Linked DNA regions of Homo sapiens: region 1 is linked to region 2. A link is an interaction called in ENCODE POLR2A ChIA-PET data of the cell type or tissue named here. Cell type or tissue: MCF 10A. All regions are shown on one strand. Links, peaks and the distances in the headings refer to the core of each region. The heading gives the core; the rest is flanking DNA. Region 1 overlaps TMC7 (transmembrane channel like 7). Region 2 overlaps TMC7 (transmembrane channel like 7).

Region 1 (2,910 bases), core at 135-2,634, 57 kb after region 2:
GGGCTTGCCCTCCATTCCATTTGCCCCTCTCCCCAAATATAATAACTTTAACCACCCCCATTTCAGATCTAGAGCTGCACAGAAGACAGAAGCCAGCAGTTGATTTTTTTTTTTTTTTAGGAGACAGTGTCTTGCTATGTTGCCCAGGTGGGTCTTGAGCTTAAGTGGTCCTCCCTCCTTAGCCTCCTGAGTAGCTGGGACACCAGGCACCAGGCACCTTCTACTACACCTGGATTTGATTGCTTTTAATTAAAATGATATTATCAGCCAGGCATAGTGGCTCACGCCTGTAATCCCAGCACTTTGGGAGGCCGAGGCGGGTGGATCACTTGAGGTCAGGAGTTCGAGAGCAGCCTGACCAACATGGTGAAACACCGTCTCTACTAAAAAATATATAAAATTAGTCAGGCATGTAATCCTAGCTACTTAGGAGGCTGAGGCAGGAGAATTCCTTGAACCCGAGAGGCAGAGGTTGCAGTGAGCTGAGATCGCGCCATTGCACTCAAGCCTGGGCAACGAGAGTGAAACTCCGTCTCAAAAATAAATAAATAAATAAAATAAATAAAATAATTTTATCCCAAGCTTGCAAACACTGGGTTTTATTATGTTTTCCCTATTTTACAAATGAGGAAATGGGCTAGAGAGCCTCCACAGTGATCATCCACGTGTTAATTACATGCTCAGCTGACTTTCTCAACCATGTCATTCTCTCTCTTTCTGTCATTCTGTATGTACAAGGCGAACATCTGCAAATTTTAATATTAAAAGTAAAAAGCAAGGCATAAGTCAGATTCTGCTGCCACTGCCAAATAAAAACTTCAGTAGCTGTTTCTTATACCCTCTGCTTGGAAGAGATGAGGGTTTTCTTTATTTTTTGTGGAGACAGGGTCTGGCTCTGTTGCCCAGTCTGGAGTATGGTAATGTGATCATAGCTCACTGCAGCCTTGAACTTCTGGGCTCAGATTCTCCCACCTTAGCTTCCTGAGTAGCTGGGGACTACAGGCTCACGCCACCATGTCTGGCTAATTTTACATTTTCTTTTCCTTTTTTTTAGACGGAGGCTTGCTCTGCCGCCCAGGCTGGAGTGCAGTGATGCGATCTCAGCTCACTGCAACCTTTGCCTCTTGGGTTCAAGGGATTCTCCTGTCTCAGCCTCCTGAGTAGCTGGGATTATAGGCGTCCACCACCACGCCCAGCTAACTTTTGTATTTTTAGTAGAGACGGGGTTTCACCATGTTGGTCAGGCTGGTCTCAAATTCCTGACCTCAGGTGATCCGCCTGCCTCGGCCTCCCAAAGTGCTGGGATTACAGGTGTGAGCCACTGCGCCCGGCCATATTTTATTTTTCTAGAGGTGGGGCTCTCCCTATGTTGCCTGGGCTGGTCTCAAACTCCCAGCCTTAAGTGATCCTTCTGCCTGGGCAAAGCACTGGTATTATAAAATGAGCCATCATGCCCAGCCTTCTTTTCTAACAAGAGTAAAACTGTTCCAAGGAAAAATATGTTGGGTTATTTTTCTATTGGCCTTCAGATGATCCAGACTCCCTTGTGACCTGTCTGTCTTGTGTTGCAGCCTCATCATGTTTTACTTCATTGCCTTAGCTGGAGCACACAAACGGGTGGTCATCCAGCTCCGAGAGCAGCTATCCCTGGTAAGGAAGCATAGCTCCAGAGGGTCATGGCTGGGGACATTTACCCAGGACACTGCAAGGAAAGTGCTGTTTTCCTGGGAGGGAGTGAAATTACTGCAGCCTTCTCTCACCACCACCTCCCCAAAACTCTGCCTTGAGGCCCAGCCGCGTCCAGCTTCATTAATTCACTGATTCATCCATTCCTTCAAGATGTGTATTAAGGGGGATGTGGTGGCTCATGCCTGTAATCCCAGCACTTTTGGGAGGCCGAGGCAGGCAGATTACTTGAGCTCAGGAGTTCAAGACCAGCCTGGCCAACATGGTGAAACCCCGTCTCTACTAAAAATACAAAAAGTAGTTGGGCGTGGTGGTGGGCACCTGTAATCCCAGCTACTTGGGAGGCTGAGGCAGGAGAATCCCTTGAACTCAGGAGGTGGAGGTCGCAGTGAGCTGAGATTGCGCTATTGCACTCCAGCCTGGGTGACAGAGTGAGACTCCATCTTAAAAATAAAAATAAAAAAAGATGTGTATTAAGTACCTACTCTGTGCCTTGTACTATGCTGGGTGCTGGGACGCTTTGGTGAACAAGAGACAAAGCTGCTGGGTAGTTAATAAGATAAATGCTGATTAATTATAGCTTCTATGAAGACAATAAAAACAAGGTAGAGTGACAAGCGGGCTATCAGTTACTGCAGATGCGGCTGTAGAAGGCTTCTTTGAGGAGGTGATTTTTTTTTATTTTTTTATTCAGGACGGGGTCTCACTCTCTCGCCCAGGCTGGAGTGCGATTGTGTGGTCATAGCTCACAGCAGCCTCAAACTCTTGGTCTCAAGCCATCCTCCCACCTTAGCCTCCCAAGTAGCTGGGACTACAGGCGTGCATCACCATGCCTGGCTAATTTTTAAATTTTTTATAGACATGAGGTCTCCCTATGTTGCCCAGGCTGGTCTTGAACTCCTGGGCTCAAGTGATTGTCCCCTCTCAGTTCCCCAAAGTGCTGGGATTACAGGCATGAGCCACTATGCCTGGACCCTAGCTGAGACTTGAATAATAGAGAGAGGAGCCCATTATCTGAGGTCCTATTTAAGGATGAAAGTAAGAGGCAAAGAGCACAGTAAAGAAATGAGCCAGGCACTTCAGGGGGACAGGAGGGAGGGGACAGTGTGGCCACAGGGTGGTGAGTGATGGGAAGAGGCAAGGTGATATTGTAATAGCAACCAGAGTCATCAAGTCACAGTGCCTTGAGGGCTCTGTTTAGAGTTTTATTCTGAGTGGGATGGG
Region 2 (2,910 bases), core at 246-2,745:
TGCACCACTGCACTCCAGCCTGGGTGACAGAGCAAGACTCTGTCTCAAAAGCAAAAACAAAAAATAAAAACAATTCAAGTGAAAAGAAGTCCATAATGTTCTGAGATTGATATCTACATCGACTTATCGGTAATATCAAATTGTGTGTGCATGCATGACATTTTATCATTTCATGAGAAGAAAAAGCAAAGCACATTTCTAATAGGGCTGGTTTGTGTAGAGTACCTGAAATAGGAAGAATGTGATATATGGTCAACATCCCAGTCAATATTTTTTGCCAGCTTTTTTTACCCTGTAAATTATTTTTGTTCCAGGTACGGTGGCTCACCCCTGTAATTTCAATACTTTGGGAGGTGGAAGCAGGTGCATTGCTTGGGTCCAGGAGTTTGAGACCAGTCTGGGCAATATGGTAAAACCCCATCTCTACTAAAAATACAAAAAATTAACTGGGTGTGGTGGCACACACCTGTAGTCCCAGCTACTTGGGAGGCTGAGGCCAGAGGATTGCTTGAGCCTGGGAGGCAGAGTGAGTGGAAATGGCACCACTGCACTCTAGTGTGGGTGACAGAGTGAGATCCTGTCTCAAAAATAAAACACCAAACAAAACAACAAAATGTTTTGTATTGTGAAAAAAATACATCATTCATATAGAGAAGAATAATATTCAAGGGTTAAATTCCTAAAATCTTTTACTCATTTTTTTGACACCCTTTCTTTCCTGGTATGTAAAGTACTTTGGTTGGCGTGGTGGGTGATCTAACCTATCTTGTATCCTCAGCATCAAATTCATTCATTCCTGAATTATTCATTCATTCAACTTAGAAGGTATTTATTAAGCATCTGTCCTGTACCAGGCTCTGTGCTAGACCCTGGTAATTCAGCAGTGACAGAAAGAGATAAGGTCCCTGCCTTCATAGAAGTTATAGAGTCAGAGACAACACACAAGTAAAAAATTAAAAAGGACAGAGTAGGCTGAGTGTGGTGGTTCACACCTATAGTCCCAGCACTTTGGGAGGCTGAGGTGGGAGGATCACTTGAGCCCAGAAGTTCGAGACTAGCCTGGGCAACATAACGAGACCTCATCTCTATTAAAATATATGCATATTAACTGGGTGTAGTGGTGCACACCTGTGGTCCCAGCTACTCAGGAGCCTGAGGCGAGGAGTATTGCCTGAGCCTGGGAGATCAAGGCTGCAGTGAGCTATGATGGTACCACTGCACTCCAGCCTGGGCAACAGAGCAAAACCTTGTCTTAAACAAACAACACAAAAAGGATGGAGTAGTAACAGGGGTGAGTGAGTGCGGTGGAGTGGGTACTTAGGAGCTATGTGGTGTTTGAAGGAGTGAGCAAAAGCTCATCAAAGCACAGAGCAAGTCTTCATCTTCTCCAGAGTCCCAACCTCCAGTCTGGAGTCTGGCCCAGAGAGAGGATCCACGCAAGTTGTCAAACAGAACTAATTCCCATAGCAGCTGGTGAGAGGCCTGGATCCAGTGACCTACAAGGTCCCTTTTTACCCAGAGTTTCCATGATACTTTGTGTGGGAAACAAACCCCTGCTGTGAACTCAGCACCAAATACGGTTGGGCAAGTTTCTTGGCTAGAACGCGGGGGAAGCTGGTGGTGGTTTTAGTGCCATTTAGATCATACTTGGCTGGTGCCCACATCCTGGGAGGTTCATGCCTGTTGGTAGGATGTGGTGTCCTGTGGGAAAAGTTGCCAAGAAAGGACCTCAGGATGCTCACCAGATGTACCTGCCTCTGCCACTGCTCATTCATTCATTCATTCATTCTTCAGATGGAGGGCCGCTTTTTTTTTTTTTTTTTTTAAGATGGAGTTTTGCTGTTGTTGTCCAGACTGAAGTGTGATGGAGTGATCTCGGCTCACTGCAACCCCCGCCTCCTGGGTTCAAGTGATTCTCCTGCCTCAGCCTCCCAAGTAGTGGGATTACAGGCATGCATCACCACGCCCGGCTAATTTTGTATTTTTTTAGTAGAGACAGGGTTTCACCATGTTGGTCAGTCTGGTCTTGAACTCCTGACCTCAGGTAATCCACCCGCCTTGGCCTCCCAAAGTGCTGGGATTACAGGCGTGAGCCACAGTGCCCAGCCCGGATGGAGGGCCTTCTGTGAGCAAGACACCGCTTTTAAGCCTCAGAGAGACTTTGTCCTTAACCTGGAAGAATAGTATATGGCAGAAAAATTGGCTATGCCTGGCCCTGCTCCCTCATGTCTCCTGGAATTACCCAGTCATCCTCCTACCTAAGTAATAATCTCCTAATTGCTGAAATCTGGCCCCAGTGACCAAGAAGTTCTAGGCATTCTTAGAGGCACCCCAATATCTGAAATATGCTACCTGCTCCTGTGCAGATGGTCAACAGCAGCCCACGCTGACCACAGGACTACAGTGGCCATCCCAACAGCAAGGCTCTTGGCTGGACCAATTCAGTAGAATGTCTGACAATAACTGTAATGAGATGATCTTATTCTTTAAGGATGAGAAGGACATCAAGGCTCTAAGTGGTGAAATGACCTGTGGTAAAACCAGGAGTCTGTCTTGACACTCAAGTCTTGGGCAAGTCACCATGCCTGGGCCTCAGTTTCCCTGTTGGAAAGCCAGAGCAGGCCAAGGGTGGTGGCTTATGCCTGTAATCCCAGCCCTTTGGGAGGCTAAGGCGGGAGGATCACTTGAGCCCAGGAGTTTGAGACCAGCCTAGGCAACAAAGCAAGACCCCGTCTCTACTAAAAACTGAAAAAGAAAAAAATTATCCAGGTGTAGTGGTGTGCATCTGTAGTCCCAGCTATTTGGGAGGCTGAGGTGGGAGGATCGCTTGAGCCCAGGAATTCAGGTTACACTCCAGCCTGGGCAATAGAGCAAGACCCTATCTCAAAAAAAATAAAAAATACCAGGGCA

Evidence for each region. ChIA-PET counts read pairs that join two places held together with the same protein. Peaks named below come from ENCODE experiments on the same cell type or tissue, not always from the same donor. Only the 100,000 strongest peaks of a DNase experiment are listed, where the experiment ranks them.
Region 1: POLR2A ChIA-PET joins it to region 2 with 5 read pairs; 9 of 35 experiments call an interaction of 5 or more read pairs at or near these places.

Annotation. Positions count from the first base shown.
Region 1 is chr16:19,057,845-19,060,754 of GRCh38, forward strand. TMC7 (transmembrane channel like 7) reads left to right here. Exons shown (of 16, transcript NM_024847.4): 15 at 1,572-1,650. Among named protein-coding and RNA genes, the nearest start is that of COQ7, 8.3 kb to the right of the region's middle. In MCF 10A, for the core only: no CTCF peak of the experiment used is centred there; no DNase peak of the experiment used is centred there.
Region 2 is chr16:19,000,429-19,003,338 of GRCh38, forward strand. The region is part of intron 1 of TMC7 (transmembrane channel like 7); the gene reads left to right. Among named protein-coding and RNA genes, the nearest start is that of TMC7, 18 kb to the left of the region's middle. In MCF 10A, for the core only: no CTCF peak of the experiment used is centred there; a DNase peak (open chromatin) is centred at 1,603.